Linked DNA regions of Homo sapiens: all the other regions are linked to region 2. A link is an interaction called in ENCODE POLR2A ChIA-PET data of the cell type or tissue named here. Cell type or tissue: PC-9. All regions are shown on one strand.

Evidence for each region. Peaks named below come from ENCODE experiments on the same cell type or tissue, not always from the same donor. Only the 100,000 strongest peaks of a DNase experiment are listed, where the experiment ranks them.
Region 1: POLR2A ChIA-PET joins it to region 2 with 25 read pairs; 15 of 35 experiments call an interaction of 5 or more read pairs at or near these places.
Region 3: POLR2A ChIA-PET joins it to region 2 with 33 read pairs; 7 of 35 experiments call an interaction of 5 or more read pairs at or near these places.

Annotation. Positions count from the first base shown.
Region 1 is chr14:64,417,307-64,425,306 of GRCh38, reverse strand. MTHFD1 (methylenetetrahydrofolate dehydrogenase, cyclohydrolase and formyltetrahydrofolate synthetase 1) reads right to left here. Exons shown (of 28, transcript NM_005956.4): 7 at 7,283-7,419; 8 at 5,382-5,493; 9 at 376-503. Among named protein-coding and RNA genes, the nearest start is that of MTHFD1, 33 kb to the right of the region's middle. In PC-9, no CTCF peak of the experiment used is centred here; a DNase peak (open chromatin) is centred at 3,996; H3K27ac peaks cover 947 bases.
Region 2 is chr14:64,486,182-64,494,181 of GRCh38, reverse strand. ZBTB25 (zinc finger and BTB domain containing 25) reads left to right here. Exons shown (of 3, transcript NM_006977.5): 2 at 3,642-3,821; 3 at 6,125-8,000. The coding sequence starts at 3,649. The coding sequence ends at 7,259. Among named protein-coding and RNA genes, the nearest start is that of ZBTB25, 14 kb to the left of the region's middle. In PC-9, no CTCF peak of the experiment used is centred here; no DNase peak of the experiment used is centred here.
Region 3 is chr14:64,897,663-64,905,662 of GRCh38, reverse strand. LOC105370534 (a long non-coding RNA gene) reads left to right here and starts at 3,535. Exons shown (of 3, transcript XR_943942.3): 1 at 3,535-3,591. In PC-9, no CTCF peak of the experiment used is centred here; a DNase peak (open chromatin) is centred at 222; H3K27ac peaks cover 118 bases.

The DNA.
Region 1 (8,000 bases), 69 kb after region 2:
AGGGAGATGGAGGTTGCGGTAAGCCAAGATCACACCATTGCACTCCAGCCTGGGCAGCAAGAGCAAAACTCCGTCTCAAAAAAAAAAAAAAAAAAAGAAAGGGAAGGCAAACCAAAACAGACCTGGCCAAGCCAGTGTGATCGCACTTTTCTTCTTTCAAAGTTATTATATTCCAAAACAGACTGGAATTATGCCATCCCTACTTTCCTCTATTAATGTGCCTGATCTTATTTCTCTATTCTTCCCTTCCCTTTTTCTCAATAAATTCACATCTTTACTTCTGAGTAGGTTTTTGACATTTCTACTTGGGGAGAAAAGCAGCCAAAACTCGATCAGCTTTTCAGAACTCTTATAGAAACTTTTATTCACAATTACCTGCATGAGCATTGCAACTGTCATGGGCCCTACGCCGCCAGGAACAGGAGTGATGAAGCTCGCCCTCTCTTTGGCCTCGTCGTATGCCACATCACCCACAACTTTTCTCCCATTTGGTTTTTTATCATCTGGTCAAGTGGGGGAGAAATCAAAACTAAGTCTCAGAATCACAGTCCTGGTGATCAGTTACGACAAAAACTCAGCAGAATTGTAGGGTGTGTTAGTCCCATCAGGCTCCAGTGCCTACTTAACTTAAAAGCTATGGAATGACAGATGTTTGCTATTTCTTAGGGAGAAAATTATTTTACCTGCAAAAATTCACAAGATGCATAAGTGGTTTTACAGAACCTGGAGAATCCTTTTGTAGTCTCTCAGGTGGCAAATAAAATACCAACTGTTTTTTATTCTTAAAACCAACTACCCAGTATATAATGAGCACCCATTTTAAAATGTTAATTTGCTAAAGCCTACAAAGGAAATTTTTTGGGTGCACAAAGATCCAACTCTGTCACAGCTGCCAGATATCGTTTCTACAGCAACTGTCAGCATTTTGTGAGCTCCATGTGTGAGCTGGAGGAACAATTCAACATCCAATTCCAAAGACACAGCTACTTAAATGTATGCTAAAGGCAAAGAATATAATTACACTTCCCTTAAAAGGACACAAGAACAACTACAAATCTTACCAGCAAAGAATAGCTATTCAAGAGAACAAAACCCAATGATGCATCATTGCTCACTCACACAAAGAACATCCTACACTTGGCTTCAGTGCACTTCCAGGAGGGGCTGGGGGCGGGCCTAGACCTCGAAGCAATAAGGCTCCCGCGCTGCATCTGGTAGTTTTAGCGACATCACCACTTCTCTCTGATCAGATCGCCACAACTGAGAAGAAGCTCCAAGGTGGAGGCAAGAAGCCAGAATTAAGAGATTAGCAGGCACTTTGGGAGGCCGAGGCGGGCGGATCACCAGATCAGGAGATCAAGACCATCCTGGCTAACACAGTGAAACCCCGTCTCTGCTAAAAATACAAAAAAATTAGCTGGGCATGGTGGCGGGCACCTGTAGTCCCAGCTACTTGGGAGGCTGAGGCAGGAGAATGGCATGAACCCGGGGGGCGGAGCTTGCAGTGAGCGGAGATTGCGTCACTGCACTCCAGCCTGGGCAACAGAGCGAGACTCTGTCTCAGAAAAAAAAGAGATTAGCTGTAGCATCAGCTCTTTTATTAAAAATTAGGGCCAGGTGTGGTGGCTCACACCTGTAATGCCAGCACTTTGGGAGGCCAAGGCGGGTGGATCACCTGAGGTCAGGAGTCCGAGACCAGCCTGGCCAGCATGGTGAAACCCCGTCTCTACTAAAAATATTAAAAAATCAGCTGGGCTTGGTAGCGGGCACCTGTAATCCCAGCTGCTCAGAGGCTGAGGCAGGAGACTCACTTGAACCCGGGAGGCGGAGGCTGCAGTGAGCATTCCACTCCAGCCTGGGCAACAAGAGCGAAACTCCGTCTCAAAAAAAAAAGTTAGTTCTGCAGCTCCTGTGGGCTCCATATTAATCTGAAGTCCAAAATGCAAAGAAGGCTTAACACTACCTATCACAAATTTGCTGAGGGCAAAATGAGAAAATGTGTACATTACTGAAATTGAAAAAGCAGCCTCCAAACGCAAGAGTTTCTCTTTCCACCACAGATACGTAAGATATTTTTTATATGGAGTAAAAGGAGCTGGTCAACACAACTCATTGGGATGGTTTCAAGTTTCTAGAAGATTATAAAGCAGCAAACTGGCAGAACATTTCCTCTTACAGCCCCTAGAGTCATTTCAAAATGCCAAGGAAATATAGATAGAGGTTTGCCCTCTGTACAAGTTTCAATCGTCTTCACACTGTAGTTAGCTTGAAATACCCGCTGCATCTATTTCTACGTGTTAATGTTAGTCATTTTCGTTTTCCCACAGGTAAGAGACACATATCTTTGACTACATGACTAAACGCAGCACTGGTGAGTTCAGTTTTGCTCCTAAACCAAATACTGTCAGGGTTGACGAGACACTGCTAAACATGCAGTGCTTCGTGGATAGGATGATGTGGTCAGTGGAAAAAGTGACCACTACTCAGCCTAAGCATATGACCTCAGTAATGAGCAAACCTTTTGGTTATCTACCCCCAGCCCTAGAATTTCTCTTTCTTTGGGAAATCACATGTACAAAAATCAACTAAAGATCCAGCTGAGCCCTGACTCTTCTACATTTAATTTGGGGACCCTAATAATAGAGGCCAGTCCAGAAGCAGCTACACTGGATAGGTTGAGACTGGATTGCATTAGGGTGGGGAATCTGTTCCCACTTTTTAACCCTTCCAAATAAAACACTATTGATCTGGCCCTTCTCAATTTATCTTTAGTAAGCCAAGCAGGAAGAGCACTTTTATGTGTTTCTCTGGCCAATACTTTCTGCCCTGCACTTGAATCTTTAAAAATATTACTTCTTTGTAAAAGGTATACACACCTTGATTCATTCTTAATTTGGCAAGTGACTTACAATGTTATCCCTGAGTGGACCATGCAAACTATTTAAATAATCAAAATATGAACCAAGAAGTAGCTCGGTGGTAGAAAAGTTTGCTTCTAAAGTGAACATTTGCAAATATCAGTCTTTAGGTCCTGCAGCCCATTTGCTGGTCTGTAACTGAGTGATTCTGCCATCCTTTGGGGAACACAATAACATCCAGCTGTATCAGCATTAATTTGCCTATATGCCCAAGATCAGTAAAAACACTGTTGACCAGAAGGGAAGATACTGCTTTGATTTTATTCATATTTTATTGTCTACATAAGGAATCAATGTGAAAAGGATGGCAAGTTTCATGTTTAAGTCAACATTTCCTACCTATCTGCAACACTCAAGATCCCCACTCAGGTTTTTCTTCTCCATTTCTCACATGTAATCCAAAAAAAAAATGCCAAAAGCAGAAATATGATACAGAAGATGCGAGGTTTTAAAAAGACTGAGCTTGCTGGGTGCGGTGGCTCACGCCTGTAATCCCAGCACTTTGGGAGGCAAAGGTGGGCGGATCACGAGGTCAGGAGATCGAGACCATCCTGGCTAACATGGTGAAACCCCGTCTCTACTAAAAATACAAAAAAAATTAGCCGGGCGTGGTGGCGGGCGCCTGTAGTCCCAGCTACTCGGGAGGCGGAGGCGGGAGAATGGCATGAACCCGCAAGGCGGAGCTTGCAGTGAGCCGAGATCGCGCCACAGCACTCCAGCCTGGGCAACAGAGCGAGACTCCGTCTCAAGAAAAAAAAAAAAAATTAAAAAAATAAATAAATAAAAAGACTGAGCTTGAATGTCATATCGCAAGTATTCAAAGTGAGGAGTTGTAGGAGAGCAATTTCTTTATCGCCTGTTAGATAATTACACTACAAGAAAATGAGTGATCAATTATGAGCTACTGTCTTAAAAGCACGGTAGGGAGAGTGGGAGGGAGGTTAAAAACGGTGAAGGCTTGACAGTGACTAATGTTCCTGGCAGCTCAGCGTCTACATCTGAAACTTGAGATGGGAAGGGAGAAAAAAGACTTCCAGCTATAACTCCCTTCGACAATTCAATAGATATGAGTGCCAGTGGTCAGATGGCAGGAAGCTGGATGTGGCGCCACAGTGACCACTGCCCTTGAGGAGCTATCTAGGCAGGAGAGCACAGGACGCCGTACATGAGACACATGCAACAAAAGATACAATACACATGTTCTATGGGAGAGGAGGGAGGGAGAGAAGGAAAGATCATCCCTTGATAAGGGGAAATCAAACAAGGTTTGGAAGGAATAACAGACATGACAGAGAGGAGATGGGGAGGAAGCAGCTGAAGGTGAAGGTGAAGTTGAACCTTATTCAGTTGTGTAGCCCAAGGCCTGGCATTGTGCTGGATACACAGTAGTTGCTCCGTTAAAGATTGTTCCTTTCTTGGATCTATGAGGACGTACGCAAGTTTTGCCCTATTGTTCTGTGAAGTTTTCTGTTTGAAAGAGTAGCCCACTCCACTAAGAATGCAGGTGAGGGAACTACAAAGGGCAAACGAGGCATGCGCAGGGAAGGGAAAGTGGTCCACTTTACAAGTTGAAGACAGGTATTCACCATGCGCAAGTGAGATCACAGGCTGCAGAGGTCACTGAAATTAGTGTGAGGCTAAGGAGTCTGGCAAGTAAGAAGGAAGAGGCTCAGAGTTCCATGCCAGAAGGTGAACGTGGCAAGGCGAGAGCACGGGGATAGATCTGAGTGGGAAGCAGCTGGAGGGAGGGACACCTGCAAGGAAGTTATCACAGCCCATCAGCTGAGAAGGTAACACTCAGTGGTGACACTCAGAACAGAGGAGAGAGAAAACAATTCCTAATATTTAGAGACTGGTCCAATATAGGGAATGCTTGGGAGGGAAACTAAAAGGCTTCAGACTTGCGGGAAGGAAGAATGGTGATACTAACCAAAAGACGGGAGTAAGGGGTAACTTGGGGATGAGGATGCCGAGTACAGTTTTGGACATGATTAAAAGGCTAGATTTATCCTCTCAGCCTAGAAAAAAACCCAGGTCAAATATCTTCTTTGTAAAGCCCTCCTCTTGGCAGAATGAGTCCCTCTTCTGGACTCTCATAGCACTTTGCAATAATTATACTGTATTTTAAATCCATCCATCAACTTTGCTAAAATAAAGGGTGATCTCTACATGAAGATAAAGTGATATATCCCTCCTGCCCTCCCTCTCACTTTCTCCCTGGACAAAGTCATCTTGGAAGCTGTACAGCACATGATGAAAATCAAAGGCTCTGGCACCAGGCAGACCTGCCTGCAAGTGGCAACTCTTCTATCTACTAACTCTGTGCACCCTTGGGCTAGTCAGTCTCCTAAACCTTAGTACTACAAGCATAAAATGAGACAAGCTTCTCTCTCAGGCTTCTTTTGATGACCTAGATACCATCCTCAATACCAGCAGCCACCTTACTCCTCCAACAACACTCACCTGGGACATAATTGATTCCACAGTCGATGACTATTGCCCCAGGTTTGATCCACTCCCCTTTAACCATTTCAGGCTGACCAGTTGCAACCACCAGGATGTCACCTTTATTTACCTAGGGGTAGGGGATTTGGACATCAGAAATGAAATAATGAAATACACACCAAAAAAAAACCCAGAAATGAAAAGGATATCCCTGAGCTTTGTATTAAATTCTTAAGTGTCATAAGCTATTTCATAAGATATTGGGTTAAGGCCTCAAATGTAAGCCACACACTGTTTCTGACAGCCCTTCACATGCCGTGCTCATTTCTACACATGCCAAAGAGCTCCCTTTCACCAGCCATTTTACCCAATAGGGAAATCAGTGTCAACCTGCAAGGCAGAGGGGCAAACAGGCTTGGGGCCCTGCGTGTTATGTCCAGACACTGCTCCTTCTCCTACAGAATGTAGAGCACTACTTTGGGAGGATTAAAAGAGAAAGTACTAGGCCTCTCTCCTGCTCTCTCCCCACATTTAAGAGACTGCACTGTCAACAGGCACGTGTGTGTGTGTGCGCATTCTTGGGCTCAGGAATCTGATGCAGGGATCTAGAACAAGCTGCCATAGCTATTAGCAGACTACTGCCCACGACTGCCTCTGGAGCACCTTCACTCTGAGGCCACCACTTTTACACACATGGGATCTGGCTGCCAGAGGTCAATCTGAGTGCCTGTACTGCTAATCCCTGTCCACCACGAGGCAGATTAGGGTAGAAAGTACTTGGTGAGAGGCCAGGCATGTTGGGTCACGCCTGTAATCTCAGCACTTTAGGAAGGTGAACCAGGAGGATCGCTTGAGTCCAGGAGTTTGAGTCCAGCCTGGGCAACACAGTGAGACCCCTGTCGCTACAAAAAGCTTAAAAATTAGCCAGGCATGGTGGCACATGCCTGTAGTCCCAGCTACTCAGAAGGTTGATGCAGGAGGATCACTCGAGCCCAGGAGTTCAAAGCTGCAGTGGGCTCTCATGGACTGCCACTGCACTCTAGCCTAAATAACAGAGCAAGACCCTGTCTCAAAAGAAAAAAGACAAAGGTCGGGCATGGTGGCTCATGCCTGTAATCCCAGTACTTTGGGAGGCCAAGGCAGGTGGATCACCTGAGGTCAGGAGTTCAAGACCGGCCTGACCAACATGGAGAAACCTTGTCTCTACTAAAAATACAAAATTAGCCAGGCGTGGTGGCACATGCCTGTAATCCCAGCTACTCAGGAGGCTGAGGCAGGAGAATCACTTGAACCCAGGAGGCAGAGGTTGTGGTGAGCTGAGATTGCGCCATTGCACTCCAGCCTGGGCAACAAGAGTGAAACTCCATCTCAAAAAAAATAAATAAAGAAAAAAGAAAAAGGAAGAGAGAAAGTACACAGAACAAACTCTGTATAAACTTCAGCATGCTTTTAATTTTATGTTTTTTTTAATTAATTAATTTTTTTTTTTTTTTGAGACAGGGTCTTGCTCTGTAGCCCAGGCTGGAGTGCAGTGGTGTGATCGTAGCTTACTGCAGCCTCGACCTCCTGGGCTCAAGCAATCCTCTTGCCTCAACCTCCCGAGTAGCTGGGACTACAGGCATGTGCCCACCCCATCTGGCTAATTTTTAATTTTTTTTGCAGAGAAAGCGTCTCACTATGTTGCCCAGGCTGGTCTCAAAAACTCTTGGGCTCAAACAATCCTCCTGCCTCAGACTCCCAAAGTGTTGGGACTACAGGTGTCAGCCACCCCACTCAGCCTTTAATTTGAATTTGTTTTTTCATCTTGTAAAAATGAGATGATGGGGTTAAATGAGGTCATGAGTGTAAAGGACATGGCAGCCTCTGGCACACCCACCCTCCCCACCGTAACACCTTTACCTCTCCTCTGGACACCCTACCTCCTCATCCAGATGGGCAGTCTTGGAGTGGCAGGTGGTCACTGTGGCATTGTTCCACAGAAGCAAGTCATGCATCGGGGCCCCAACTATTTTACTGCGCCCAACCACCACAGCATGCCTTCCGGCAATCGGCACCCCTGAAAGAAAAGCCAGCCTGCATCAGAGTTGGAGGATAGAAGCTGCCCTCCTTCGCATGCCACGTGGAGAAATTAGAATAAGTGCACAAAAACAGGTTCTTAACATCAAACAGAAACCTTCCTAAAAGCATTCCTTCTTTGGCAATAATATTCTCAACTCTAGGGTTTCAGCTATAAATTGGGACTTGTACTTGTGTCCTTCTGGCCGTGGGTTTTTGGGAGCAGCTTAAGCCAAGATCATTCATTGAGTCATAGGGGAGTGGGAAGAAAACCTACACTCAAAGAAAAAAGAAACCCTGACATACAGCTAATCAGCCATACGGAAGAAGACATCAGATTAAATTACATGGGGAAAAAAAGTTAAAACAAATAGGGTGTATGTAACAGGCTGGAGAGATGTGTAAGAAATTAGATTAGTATCGGTAATTCCTTCTAACTTTGGTAAGTTTGTTTATACAGTTCCTCACCCAAATTTCTCTTTTGGCTTAGGGCCTGAGCCATAGGGTTACTTGCAGGGAAGTGATAAAGGGGAAATTGAACTGTGGCAGCAAAGCTTTCTTTTTGCTATCACAGCATCCATT
Region 2 (8,000 bases):
CTGCAAGGTCATTGCCTTTCCTCAATGACGATGTTTTCTTTTTTCTCCTCCTCTGTCTTATTTTGTCTTTTCTGTTTTCCAAAGATTCATTCTTAGCTTTTTTCCCTCTTATTTCATTCTACTTTTTAGTCTACTTTATTATTTTCATACTTGGTTACTTCAGCCTTGTCGTTTCAGAGGCCTCTTCTCCCTCTCTGGCTCTGCTCTCTCTAGAGCCCTGTCCTGCTTCTTGTCCCCGCTGATCACTAAACATTTCTACTTAGATACCTGGTAGACACTTGGAGCTCAGAGTGTCTGAAGTGAAACCCCTATTCTTCTTCTTCTTTTTTTTTTTTTTGAGGTGGGGTCTCAGAACCTCTTATCAAGACGGTTTCTGTACTTCTTCTCTAATGTTCTGGGACTCTGCCTTTATATCAACACCTAGCACATGGCAGTTACTCTGAAAATGTAATCTGAAGGAATGGATGAATTCTTCCAATTACCCAAGCTGGAATTCTGAGACTCACCTTTGATTTGATCTCTGTGGTGACAAGTCATGTCAGTTTTGTGTCTGATGTATCTCTTGTATTCCTTCCTTCATTCCCACTGCGATTACTTTGATACCATAGTAGGCTCCTAGCCAGTCTTTCTCCATGCCTTTTCCCTTGCTAATATTTTTTATATGTTGCTGTTAGAGCAGTCTTTACTCACGCCTAATGATGGTGATGATGATAATGCCTAGTATTTATTAGGCACTAACTGTGGGCCCACTGTTTCTAAGTGCATTATATCATTAAATTCAAATAACCTATAAGTTAGATACTGTCATTGTCCATATTTTATAAGTGAAATGGAGGCCCAGAGAGTTAAGTGTCTTGCCAAGACCACGCAGCTAGTAAATGGCAGAGCTAAAATTTTAAGCTGTCTGATTTTAGTTCAAGCTTTAACTACCACGCTCTGTTCTCCCTCCCACAGAGTAAGTTAACTGATCATGCTGTTCTTACTCAAACATCTTACATAGTTCACTTCAAACACGACACTACTTTTTAGTCTTATATTCTGTATGCTTTTTGAACTGACCACATTTCATTATTTCTGTTACTTTTTTTTTCTATGCCAAGCTGAATCCTTCTGTTATCTAACTATTCATATTCTTCCCAGTAATTTTATTCATTTTATTTTTTCTGCCTGGCCTTGTTTCCCATCAAGTTGCCTGTGTTTATCTCCCTCTGATAGCATGTTCTCTAACTGCTCTGTGCTACTGAATGCATTTATTTCATATTATAATTATGGTTTGATGTTTTATCTTTCCTGTGAGCCTGTAATCTTGAGTGTAGCATCTTGTCATTTTTTTCTGTCTCCACGCCTTGTACAATGCAGGCTTTTACACATTTTTTCTTTATTAAATTGCTCTTCAAAAATATCTGTTGAATAAGTGAAGAATTTAACTGTTACCAACAGACCATTAACCATAAGATTCCTGTATGGGTGGCTTATTAGTGTGCTATGTCTCATTTCCCTATGGTTCAGTAGTTCAATATAATGGGAAGAACTGGTGAAAATGTTTATGATCCGAGGGTTTGGTTTTGTTTTTTTTTTTTGAGACAACTTATCAGGCTAGTTTAAGATGCTTCAATATGAACCATTTCATTGATTCTAAGACACGTTTTTCACATGCTGAAATTGTCAATACAGATTTTTAGTTTGTTAGGCCGGGCACGGTGGCTCATGCCTTTAGGAGGCTGAGGTGGGCAGATCACCTGAGGTCAGGAGTTTGAGACCAGCCTGGCCAACATGGTGAACTCCCGTCTCTACTAAAAATACAAAAATTAGCTGGGCATGGTGGCGGGCACCTGTAATGCCAGCTACTTGGGAGGCTGAGGCAGGAGAATCGCTTAAACCCAGGAGGCGGAGGTTGCAGTAAGCCGAGATGGAGCCGTTGCACTCCAGCCTGGTCAACAAGAGCAAAACTCCGTCTCAAATAATAATAATAATAATAATAATATAACTTGGGGATTATTCCACATCAGTACATTAAATATGTAGTTTTAATAGAGTCTGCCTTTTTTTTTTTTTTTTTTTTTTGAGATAGGGTCTTGCTCTGTCACCCAGGGTGAAGTGCAGTGGCATGATCATGGCTTACTGTAGCCTCAATCTTCCTGGCTAAAGCTATCCTCCTGTCACATCCACCCAAGTAGCTGGGACTAAAGCATGCACCACCGTGCCTGGCTAATTTTTGACACATAGGAAGCACTATAAAATGTTAGCTATATTTATTATATTACTGATCACTTAGCTGTCTGCTGCCCAAGCCACTGCCAATCTTTAGACGGCTAACCCTGCATTACATCACTGACCTCCTTAGACCTTGGTCTGGCTGGCTGGTGTGGAAACCTCATTCTCTTTTTCAGTGTCTGCTCTTTCAAAGGATGTTCTCCTGGCCACCCAATGATGCCCTTTATACTACAGCTACCTTCTGCCTAAAGTACCAGGGCTCTCTCCACAGTAGGGTAGAGAAGATGATGTACAGTCTGCCACCTGCCTGAAACCAGGGCACTTCTGAATGTTTTTGCTGCTTATACTCGGCTTCTTGGCCAGAATTCTGCATGTTCTTCCTCATATAGGCTTCCCCGCAGTTGTTCCACCTTGCCTTTTACTTCCTTTGGGAACCTACATTATAATATGCGTCTGAATCCAGTTGAGATCAGTTCTTTCTTTTGTGTGTGTGTGTGTGTTTTTGAGACAGAGTCTCACTGTTGCCCAGGCTGGAGTGCAGTGGTGTGATCACAGCTCACTGCAGCCTTGACCTCCCAGTCTTAAGTGATCCTCCTGCCTCAGCCCCTCAAGTAGTTGGGAGTACAGGTGCATGCCACCATACCTAGCTAATTGTTTTATTTTTTGTGGAGATGACGTTTCACTATATTGCTCAGGTTGGTCTCCAATACCTGGGCTCAAGCAACCCTCCTGCCTCATCCTCCCAAGGTGCTGGGATTACAGGCATGAGCCACTGCGCCAGCTTAAGTTCTTTCTCAGGAGGCTCTTGGGCCACAAGTAAATTGGGGATGTGGCTTGACATCTATTTTAAGAGTTCCTGAGCTACTGTGATGATAAGTCCCCCAAACATTTGATGAGAGTTGGGAAGCCAGTATCCCCTGAGCACCAGAGGATCCCTGAGGAGGAGTGACATCTCTAGCTCAGCCAGGATACCGTGTTATGTTATTAACATTTATAGCTAACATCGAATAGCAGTTTCCATTACAACATGATTTTCACATAAGTTATTTAACTCTGAGGCAGGAATCAGTATCTCATTTTCATTTTTCTAATGAGGAAACAAGATTAGAAACATTGTGTTCACATAGATGGAAAAGGACAGGTCTGTCTTCATGTGTCACTCATACCAAGCTATCTTCTTACCAGATGAAAAAGGGTCATATTTTATGGTTCAGCAGAGTTTATATCAGTTGTCATAATGGAGGAATTTAGTGTTAGCCGTGTTTGCAGTGAAAGTAATAGGATTGAAAACTTGAATAATTTCATTTAAATTTAGATCTCCTTGTTACTCTGTAGGTTTGTGTGAACTGTAGACAATTTTGTATTAATAAAAAATAATGCGTATATACATACACACCTATCTACATTTATCTTGTCCTTTTTTTCAGAACCACAATGGACACTGCCAGCCATAGCCTTGTTCTTCTCCAGCAGCTGAACATGCAGCGAGAATTTGGTTTTCTGTGTGATTGCACAGTTGCAATTGGAGATGTTTACTTCAAAGCCCACAGAGCAGTGCTTGCTGCTTTTTCTAACTATTTCAAGATGATATTTATTCACCAAACAAGGTAAGGATGTGTTTTTGTAAATAAGAATTTTTAATATTGTGATTTATATAAGCTTTATTATAGTATCATTTTGGAAATTCTTTGTTACGGAGTCACACTAAGAAGTAAAATTATAATTTTTTTTTTTTTTTTTTTTTTTTTTTTTTTTTTTTGGCGACAGAGTCTTGCTCTGTCACCCAGGCTGGAGTGCAATGGTTCAGTGTCGGCTCACTGCAACCTCTGCCTCCCAGGTACAAGCGATTCTCCTGCCTCAGCCTCCCGAGTACCTGGGATTACAGGCGCCTGCCACCACGCCCGGTTAATTTTTGTATTTTTAGTAGAGGCAGGGTTTCACCATGTTGGCCAGGCTGATCTCAAACTCCTGACCTCAGGTGATCCGCCTGCCTCAGCCTCCCAAAGTGCTGGGATTACAGGCATGAGCCACCATGCCTGGCCAAATTATAATAATTTTTTATACATTAGTAATTAAACTCAGTGTGTAGGATCCATAATGGAAAATAAGAATGAAAATAAGAATAGCTAAAATTGGCTGGGCGCCATGGCTCACGCCTGTAATCCCAGCACTTTGGGAGGCCAAGGTGGGCGGATCACAAGGTCAGGAGTTCGAGACCAGCCTGGCCAATATGGTGAAACCCCGTCTCTACTAAAAATACAAAAATTAGCCAGGCATGGTGGTGGGCGCCTGTAGTCCCAGCTACTCGGGAGGCTGAGGGAGGAGAATTGCGTGTACCTATGAGGTGAAGGTTGCAGTGAGCCGAGATCGCGCCACTGCATTCCAGCCTGGGTGACAGAGCGAGACTCTGTCTCAAAAAAAAAAAAAGAAAAAGGAAAGAATAGCTAAAATTTATTGAAGGCTTATCCCATACCCAAGCACTAAGTATTTGCCCTATAATGTAAATTCTACTGCTGTCCCTATTTCAGGAAAAAGAAAACTGAGACTGAGTTAAGTAACATGCCCATGCAGGATTATACAGCTAATAAGTTAGATGCAGATTTGTCTGAAGCTATGTCTATGCTTTTAGTCACTAAGCTGTTAATTTTTGTTTCATATAACACTTTTGTTTTTTTTATTTTTTATTTTTATTTTTTTTGAGACGGAGTCTAGCTCTGTCACCCAGGCTGGAGTGCAGTGGTGCCCAGGCTGAAGTGCAGTGGCATGATCTCAGCTCACTGCAACCTCCGCCTCCCAGGTTCAAGCAATTCTCTTGCTTCAGTCTCCCTAGTAGCTAGGACCACAGGTGTGCGCCACCACACCCGGCTAATTTTTTGTAATTTTAGTAGAGACAGGGTTTCACCATGTTGGTTAGGCTCCTCTTGAACTCCTGACCTCAGATGATCCACCTGCCTCGGCCTCCCAAAGTGCTGGAATTACAGGCGTGAGCCACCGCACCCTGCTGATTTCAATAGGTTCTTTCAGAAGTTTTAAGATATCTTTATTGTGGCTATAAACATATAAAATTTGCCATTTTAACCATTTTTAATTATACAATGCAGTGGTGATAATCACATTCGCAATGTTGTACAACCATTACCACTGTCTATTTCCAAAACTTTTTTATCACCCCAAACAGAAACTTTGTACCCATTAAGCAATAACTCCCCATCTCACCCTCTCAACCCCCAGAAACCGCTAATTTACTTTCTATCTCTATGAATTTGCCTATTCTAGATATTTTATATAATACTTGTCCTTTTGTGTCTGGCTTATTTTACTTAGCATGATATTTTCTGGGTTCTCCATGTTGTAGCATGTATCAGAACTTCCTTCTTTTTATGGTTGAATAATATTCCATTGTGTGTGTAAGCCATCTTGTGTTTATCCACTCATCTTTTGGTGAACACTCAGCTTCTTTCTACCTTTTGGCTACTGTAAGTAATGTTGCAGTGAACATTGGCATACAGGTATCTGTTTGAGTCCCTGTTTTTAGTTCTTTTGATCGTTTACTTGATAGACTGTTAAATTCCTTAAGAGCAGGTACCTATTTTATTCATCAGTTTTCTACCGCTGGCATCTAGTATAGTGCATATCACTTAGGAGTCACTTGATTAATGTTGAACTATTCAGAATGTATGTCTGTGTTTCCTAACTTTAGGCAGTAGATTGAATACATGAAGACTTTTTGCTAGGCCATAAAGTTGGTATAAAATGAAAGTTTAAGCCTTTGTTGCCATGTTTTATTAAGGCAGATTGCTAGGTTCGAACTTCTTAGGAAGAAATTGCTTTAGTCTCAGACTATACTGTTAACTGAAAGGCCAGCTAGGTTGTGTTTCATTTCTTGTGGGTCTGTTTTTGTTTTTAACAGTGAATGCATAAAAATACAACCAACTGACATCCAACCTGACATATTCAGCTATTTGTTGCACATTATGTACACGGGGAAAGGGCCAAAACAGATTGTGGATCATAGTCGTTTGGAGGAAGGGATTCGATTTCTTCACGCCGACTACCTTTCTCACATTGCAACTGAAATGAATCAAGTGTTCTCACCAGAGACTGTGCAGTCCTCAAATTTATATGGCATTCAGATCTCAACAACCCAAAAAACAGTTGTCAAACAAGGACTGGAGGTCAAAGAAGCTCCTTCCAGTAACAGTGGAAACAGAGCTGCTGTCCAGGGTGACCACCCCCAGTTGCAGTTGTCTCTTGCTATTGGTCTGGATGATGGCACTGCAGACCAGCAGAGGGCCTGTCCTGCCACCCAGGCCCTGGAGGAGCACCAGAAGCCCCCAGTTTCCATCAAGCAGGAGAGATGTGACCCAGAATCTGTGATCTCCCAGAGCCACCCCTCACCCTCATCAGAGGTGACAGGCCCCACTTTTACTGAAAACAGTGTCAAAATACACTTATGCCATTACTGTGGGGAACGTTTTGATTCCCGTAGTAACCTAAGGCAACATCTCCATACACATGTGTCTGGATCCCTGCCATTCGGTGTCCCTGCTTCCATTCTGGAAAGTAATGACCTTGGTGAAGTGCATCCCCTTAATGAAAACAGCGAGGCCCTTGAATGCCGCAGGCTCAGCTCCTTCATTGTTAAGGAGAATGAACAGCAGCCAGACCACACCAACCGGGGTACCACAGAGCCTTTGCAGATCAGTCAAGTATCTTTGATCTCCAAAGACACAGAGCCAGTAGAATTAAACTGTAATTTTTCTTTTTCAAGGAAAAGAAAAATGAGCTGTACCATCTGTGGTCATAAATTCCCTCGAAAGAGCCAATTGTTGGAACACATGTATACACACAAAGGTAAATCTTACAGATATAACCGATGCCAAAGGTTTGGTAATGCATTGGCCCAGAGATTTCAGCCATACTGTGACAGCTGGTCTGATGTCTCCCTGAAAAGTTCTCGCTTGTCACAAGAACACTTAGACTTGCCTTGTGCCTTAGAGTCAGAGCTCACACAAGAAAATGTGGATACTATCCTAGTTGAGTAGCAGCTTCTCTTTCAGAATTTTTATACCAATTCTGAAAAAGAAAATTTGCGTGGCATTTTTAATTCATAAATTATTTTCCTCCTCAAGTTTCATTGACTTTTTTTCTTCACAGCTTATCCATGGTTTTAAGGTTGTATATATTAGATCTTCTCATAAGACATATTAATATGTGGCTATTAAAATGTAACATTCAATTACTACTGTGAACTTTTCACAAACGAAATAACAATTTAGAAATCAGAAATCAATGTAGAAATATGGAAACCTTAAATAGTTATTTATAGAATTCTAAGTTTTTCCAGTTATAGAATCAGTAAAATCAAATTGAATATAAAGTAAATGAAATCTGTTTTAAAGCATATTCTAAACTATCACTTCTGCCTACATTTCACATGAATTCACTCCTACCAGGATTATTTTTAAATATTTTCTTCCATATAGGAAATTAATAGTTACTTTAATGCATAACTGTATGTTATACATATGTTATAATGTATAAAAATTTATTTTAAGATATACCAAATCATGAGTAGTTTTATTTTTTAACTACTAGCTCCACAACATCTTACCTACATGGCTTCTCTTTACTTTTTAACATTGAGTATACCTCTTTTTTTTTTTGAGACAGAGTCTCTCTGTGTCGCCCAGGCTGGGGCGCAGTGGCGCGATCTCGGCTGACTGCAAGCTCCGCCTCCCGGGTTCACGCCATTCTCCTGCCTCAGCCTCCTGAGCAGCTGGGAC
Region 3 (8,000 bases), 410 kb before region 2:
ATTTGAGAAAGAAAACAAACAAACAAAAATTAGGAGAGTTTTGGTTAGAGAATAATACCTTTTGTTCTAATAAATTACCAATAAATTAATTGCTAAATCATGTCTTCATTCTGTGCCCACCAGAGGAAAGATTCTGCCTAAGACATGGATGACTCAACAAGAAGGACATGCCCTAATATCATCCAATTTAACACCTCCTTGTTCTCTAGGAAATGACCTATAAACTTAGCAGTTTGTTACTTCATTCCTGGAAGTTTAGCAACAGCCTCCTGACTTCAATTGGTTCTTTTTTTTTTTTTTTTTTGAGACGGAGTTTCACTCTTGTTGCTCAGGCTGGAGTCCAATGGCGCAATCTCGGCTCACTGCAACCTCTGCTTCCCAGGTTCAAGCGATTCTCCTGCCTCAGCCTCCCAAGTAGCTAGGATTACAGGCATGTGCCACCACACCGGTCTAATTTTTTACATTTAGTAGAGATGGGGTTTCACCATGGTGGTCAGGCTGGTCTTGAACTCCTGACCTCAGGTGATCCACCTGCCTCAGCCTCCCAAAGTGTTGGGATTACAGGTGTGAGCCATCACACCCGGCCTTCAATTGGTTCTATACACTATTTTATGTATCTCTTTTATAAATAATTGGATCCAGCTGGGTGTGATGGCTCATGCCTGTAATCCCAGCATTTTGGGAGGCCAAGGCAGGAGGATCACTTGAGCTCAGAAGTTCAGGACTAGCCTGGGCAACATGGCAAGACTCCGTCTTTACAAAAAATACAAAAATTAACTGGGCGGTGGGTGTGGGGGCGTGTGCCTGTAATCCCAGCTACTTGGGAGGCTGAGGTGGGAGGATCACTTGAGCCTTGGAGGTCGATACTGCAGCGAGCTTTGATTGCACCATTGCACTCCAGCCTGGAAAACAGAGACCTTGCCTCTAAATACATACATACATACATACATACATACATACATACATACATACATACTGGTTTTTGTCAACTTGGGCTGAAGGAAGGTAGTGACCCTTCACAGGCAAGGTGTCTACATCAGAGAGCATTTCATTTCAAAATTCAGAATGGTGCTCAAAATGTAAATATACCTGGAAGAAGTAATATGATGATATTAAAGCTCAGGAATTCAATTTCACTCATATAATGTTTGGGGTATCTGCCTCATGCCCACCTTTCACAGTCAGGGGGCAAGGCAAGAAAAACCAGTGATCACAATACAGTGTAATAACTGCTCTTCGGGATGCTCCTGGGGCCCAGATAAAGGGCAGCCTGGGAGAGGTCAGAGAGAGGAGAGGACACAGTCTCAGCAATGATTTTCCAGAAGTGTTGATCCCTCCGCAGACTCTTTAAGCTTAGACATTAGGGAATGTTGGGCAGGGTGTTCCCCCGACACAAGGACCAACATGTGCAAAAGTGCAGAAATGCTGAGAAACAAGTTTGTAAGGGGTGGTACATAGGGGAGGTTGCATTGATCTAAGTAATGTCACATCCTTTCATGAAGAGGATAAAGTTTTGACCCTTTAGTCAGGGGATATTGGCTTCATAGTTATGCCTCGGCCCAGCGCTTATGAAGGTTGTATAATGGATTTTAAATTGCTCAAGCTTCTTCCTACCATATACCAGGATCACATTTTCTACCAAAGTGGTGGTATGGAGACATACAAATGTGGACTCGCAGCCCGGCTCTGTGACTTATTAGCCGTGATGAAACACTGTGGGAAAGGTACTAACTTCTCTGTTCCCTTTCCCTCATTTGCAAAATGGGAATGCACCTTCTTCATGGAGTTGCTGTGAGAATTAAAGGAGAGAATCCACATTACACACGGTCTGACATATGTATTAAGTATTCCATAAATGTTAGCTATGATGAAGATGATTCCAATGGACCTAATAAAGATGTAAGAACAAGTGGCTAGTAATCAAGGGATGGTAATTAACTGCAACCGAATCCCAGAGTTAAGAAAAGTCTTAAGAAGTCACTTAATATACTCCTTTGCATCTAAGATCAATGCTTAAATCAACACTGTTCGACCCTACCTGCCACCAAGGGCTCTAACTATACTCAAGGAAAGATTGGGAGTAGAGGGAAAGGGTGAAAGAAAATCACAAGTAGAAAGAAGGGAATGAGAGATAAAGGGAAAAGGAAGCGGAATGATAGGACAAATGAGATAGAAAATACACTTTCGTGGCACATCTACTATTTAAGTTGCCTATTCCTGACTTCAATCTTCCAAGGCAAGTGATGACTTCATTCAAGTTAAAAAGAACCAAAGGAAGAACTGGGAACTCCAAGAGGTCAATATATCCAATAATTCCAGAGAAGTCCAGGTATTAAAAGATCATAAGTAGAAGGAAGTGTTAAGAGTCATCTTTTATCTTTTTTTTTTTTTTTTTTTTTTTGAGATGGAGTTTCACTCTTTTGCTCAGGCTGGAGTGCAGTGGCATGATCTCGGCTTATTGCAACCTCTGCCTCCCAGGTTCAAGCAATTCTCCTGCCTCAGCCTCCCAAGTAGCTGGGATTATAGATGTGGGCCACCACGCCCAGCTAATTTTTGTATTTTTAGTAGAGACAGGGTTTTGCCATGTTGGCCAGGCTGGTCTCGAACTCCTGACCTCAGGTGATTCGCCCGCCTCAGTCTCCTAAAGTGCTAGGATTACAGATGTGAGCCACCGCACCTGGCCATCTTTTATCTTTTCTAATGAGCCGTATGTGTGTGTGTGTGTGTGTGTGTGTGTGTGTGTGTGTGTGATGTTCCCTCACTGTTGCCCAAACTGGAGTGCAGTGGCGTGATCTCGGCACACTGCAACTTCTGCCTCCCGGGCTCAAGCCATCCTCCAGCCTTAGCCTCCTGAGTAGCTAGGATTACAGGTGCACACCACTTTGCCTGGCTAATTGTTGTTGTTGTTGTTGTTGTTGTTGTTTTTAGTAGAGACAAGTTCTCATTACGTTGCTCAGACTCTAAGAAGCTCTTTATCAAACTTGAGAATATTTAGAGAATCTCTAGACAGATTATTGTGCGTATTAAGACTACTGATGTTATGAGGGGCTCGGAGACTCTCGCAGATACAAGCAAAAATGCTAGACCAGACATTTACAGGTGAAATCTCTCTCTGAGAACCAAATTTTAGAGGAGTAGTCAAAGGGAAACATCCTTATATCATCCATGTACAAATCAATGAATGCTACTATCATCACCTATTTGGTAGGAGGAATTTTAAAAAGGCCCAAGCTGTCAGTAGTTTGAACAAAATGGTGTTCCCTTCTGGGGCTTTTCAACATCGACTCACACGCCCATGTGATTCTGACCTGCTACTCTTTTGTTGCATTATTTTGTTAAGTGTTTACTCCTGAGAGATGATTCTGTCCTAATTATCTCTTACCCACATGTCTTTCGTTTTTTAGTTTGTGTTCTAGTTCATTTTCAGAGCGTTCGCTCTCATGACTGCTGTCTTTCTTTTGGTTTTTAGATCTTCTTCCTTCTCTTTCTTTAGTTCCTGGTGGTTGAGCAGGGATAATGCTGAACTGGGGCCAGGTGTTAATTAAGCAAAATAAGTCAAGCAAGTCAAGACTTCCAAGCATTTGGTTTCAGGTAAGTTAACCACCACAGCATTTCCTTAGAAATAATTTTATTTTGATTTGATTTCTGTAAGTCCTCTGGTTGGGGCTGTTATCTTTCTGCTGTGTGACAAAGCAATGCAAAGAGGATGCGTCAAGATACAGACGAATGACATTATTCAGCAACAAGGCAACAGGGCAGAGCCTTGTGCCAGAGGCCTCAATCCAGTCCTCAGCAAAATCTTGAGGACATTTTTTGATGTCACTATCTGTTTCTGGGGACATAGAGGTTTTTGTCTTTTTGCCAGAAGGAAAATTGGGTAGTGAATTTTCTGATTTGAAGGTTTATTCCTAACCCATGTTTCATTCCTAAACAACAGAGTAAAGACATCATCATGATGAACAAACAACTTTTAGTGTATATTATGTGTAAGACGCTGGCCAGGCACCAGGAGAACACACAGAGAGAATACATAATTTATACTCGGATGATTTACTATCTTGAGGAGATTAGATATATGCATTTAAATACATACATACATTTTAACAAACAAATAAAAACTACCAGATAACACATACCAAGTGCCAAAGGGTAATATATAAGTAGGTTGACCATATGGCCCAGCTTGTCCTGGACAGTCCCAGTTCATACCTGTGGTTTCAGAGTAATTGTGACCCTTTTAACAAGCAAATATACAATCTGGATGATAAATTATATGGTCACCATACGTACAGACCACTAATCTAGGAATCAAGAGGAGGGGGTGATTATCAATGGCTGGGGCAGTGGGTGGTGAGTTCATGGAACTCGTAGAACTTGAGCTGGGCCTTGAAGGAAGAGTTAGGGCAGAGGCAAGGGGCAAGTAGTCTATACGAAGAAGACCAAGAACAAAAGCACCAGCCAGGCGTGGTGGCTTATGCTTGTAATCTCAGCACTTTGGGAGGCTGAGGCGGGCAGATCACCTGAGGTGAGGAGTTTAAGACCAGCCTAGCCAACATAGTGAAATCCCATCTCTACCAAAAAAAAAAAAAAAAAAAAAAAAAATTAGCCAGCTACTCAGGAGGCTGAGGCAGGAGAATCACTTGAACCCAGGAGGCAGAGGTTGCGGTGAGCTGAGATCGCGCCACTGCACTCCAGCCTGGGCAACAGAGTGAGACACCATCTCAAAAAAAAAAAAAAAAAAAAAAAGAACAAAGGCACCAAAAGGAACATGGGAATAAAGTACAGTCACTGCACTACTCCAGGGGACACTGTTCACATTATATTCTCTGTGAATAGTGTCCTCTGGAATGTGCAAGTGTCAGCTCTAAGGGTATGTCATATTTGGGAGCAATTGGAAAATTAGCTGGAGAAGAGAATTTGTGTAAAGGATTTGTGTGAGGTAAGAATAGAAATAAGTATTAGCTGGTTGTGGTGGTGCATGCCTGTAGTCCCAGCTACTTGGGAGGCTGAGGCAGAAGGATCACTTGACCCCAAGAGGTTGAGGCTGCAGTGAGCTAAGATCACGCTACTGCATTCCAGCCTGGGTGACAGAGCAAGTCCCCATCTCAATTAAAAAAATTTTTTTAAAGAATAAAAAGAAGTAAGAAGCAGATAGTGGAGGATATTAAATGCCAGGTTAAGATATGTAACTTTCATCCTATAGGTGATAGGAATCTAACTGAAGAGTTTTGAATAAGGAAATGATACCTACAACAATATATTTTTAAAAGAATAATATTCCCAATGAAACTGTTGAATGTATTAAAAGGAAAAGGAAGACGAAGGAGAAGAACTAGTTTCAAAACTATTGGGAATGCATAGGAGAGAAATGATGAGTCTGAGCTACAGTAGTGGCAGTGGGAAAGGGAAAGGAAAAGAGACTTGAGAGAATTTGCAAAGGCAGGATTGATAAGAGTTTGGTAACTGGCCAACAATGCAAGAAGAGGGAACAGTCAAGAAGGACTCAAGATTTCAAACCTGAGTCACTGAGAAAATGATGGTATCATTGATGAATGTGGAGAAGTTGAGAGGAGGGAGGACTTAACTTTGAGGGGAAAGATAAGCTCTGTTCTAGACAAGATGAGTTTCAGACATCCATTTGGAAATATCCAGTAGGAAATATTAAGTTGCAGCTGAGACAGGAGATCATGACTAGAGATGTGGATTTAGGAATTCTGTGGAGCATTGAATAATTGAATGAAAAAGTGTTTTCCTTCAAGATCATAAGTGGCAGACAGCCCAAGATTATCACTTGGGTTGCAATTTTATTGGTAGAGTAGATAGGAATATAGGTTGGAAACATAGCAGAAGAGATCCCAGAGGTGGAAGTAAAAAGACAGTGTGGTACGTCAAGACGGCAAAAGGAAAAGAACATTTCAAGCTGGAGAGGTTGGTCTACAGGGCCAAATGCCGGAAGGAGGTCAAAGAAGATGAAAATTGAGAAAATTAATAGTTTTTGGTGGTGAGGATGACGCTGTGGACTTTAGAGGGTATGATTTTATTGTGGTTTTATAGATGTGCTCCATGTTTTAAGGGTGAGGGATGAGTAGGTGGCAAGTCAAGGTAGATAATGAATGAAGGCTGATTTTGTGAGAAATTTGGCAGTAAAAGAAGAGAAAAATGGGATGAAAGTTCAAGGAATAGCCACTACTAAGAAAGAATTTTTTTTCCTTTTCCTGAGACTGGGTCTTGCTCTGTCACCCAGGCTGGAGTGCAGTGGCACCACCAAGGCTCACTGCAGCCTCAACCTCCTGGGCCCCAGCGATCCTCTAACCTCAGCCTCCCATGTAGCTGGGACTACAGGTGTGTGCCACCATGCCCAGCTAATTAAAAAAAATTTTTTTAGAGACAGTCTTGCCATGTTGCTCAGGCTGGTCTTAAACTCCTGGGTTCAAGTGATCCTCCTGCCTCAGCCTTCCAAAGTGCTGGGATTACAAGTGTGAGCCACTACTCTTGGCCAAGGAAGGATTTTTAAAAATATATATGATAAGGAGTTTATGTTACATGTTGGACTATAGATAGCCCTTTATTTGCTTAGAATAAATTCTGATTTTTCAAATTGCTCGCAGTACCTTTTTCCTCTGAATTCTATGCAAGAAGTTTACTACATCAAGGGAAGAAGAAAATACAGATAGGACAAGATCTGATAAAGGATTCAATAGTTACTTATCAAAAGATTAAAATGGACTTAATCTCCTTCATGTAGCTGGGGCCCTTTTCTATTCAGGCAGAAATTTAGGTTAGAAGAGGATATCTCTAAAATACTGAAGAAGATTTTTTGCTTGCTTGTTTTTTGTTTGCTTGTTTTTAGAGACAGGGTCTTGCTCTATCACCCAGTCTGGAGTGCAGTGGTGTCATCATAGCTCACTGCAGCCTCAAACTCCGGGATTAAACAATCCTCCTGGCTTAGCCTCCCAAAGTGCTGGGATTACAGACATGATAAGCCACTGCACCCAGCCTGTTTGTTTTTTTTCGAGAGTTTTCTAAAGCCCCCAGTGCACTCCCCAGTTTAAAAACCTTCAGTGGCCTACAGATTCCCCAGCCTGACATCCTCATGCTTTCCACTTTCCCAGCCACCATCGTTCAGGCCCCGGTTACTTCTCCCCTTGATGACTATAATAGTCTGTCTCCTATCTCTCTTCACTCTAGCCATCCTACATACTGCTGCTAGCTTAATTTTCCTAAAGCACAGTACTGATCCTATCTGTGCCTTGATAAAAGCCTTCAACGAATTACCATTGTCAACTGAATTAGGCACAGGTTCCTCTACCTGACTGTTAAAGCCAGCCACAATGTGGCCGTGGTTCACCTCTTCTGTCTTAATTTCTATACTTTCCATATATATAAACTGATTTACAGGCATAAAAATGTGTCACCTAGTCCTTCTATTTGGAGTGGCCATATGACATTTTCCTATTAAAAAACAACAAGTAATTTACACACAAAAGCGGGAAAAAGAAGGTGTGAGGGTCATTTTTGCTTGTTTTTTGAGACAGGGTCTCTTTTTTTTGAGACAGTCACTCAGGCTGCAATGCAGTAGCATGAACCTGGCTCACTGCAGCCTCAACCTTCCAGCCTTAAGTGATCCTCCCACCTCAGCCCCCTGAGTAGCCGGGACTACAGGCATGCACCACCATGCCTGGCTAATTTTTTGTTGTTGCTGTTTCTTAGAGACAGGGTTTCAATATGTTGCCTCAAACTTCTGGACTCAAGCAATCCTTCTGCCTCAGCCTCCCAAAGTAGTGGGATTACAGGCATAAGCCGCCATGCCTGGCCTTCATTTTTCATTTCCTGTTAAGTGTGATCTTGCTGTCTGAACCCTCTCCCCAGAATTTGCTTTGTAATTTTTATATGGCATTTAACAAATGCTGCCTTATATTAGAATCATTTGTTTCCTTCTCCTATCTCCACCCCACTAGAGTGAATGCAGCCTGAGGACAAAGACCATATGGTCCTCATCT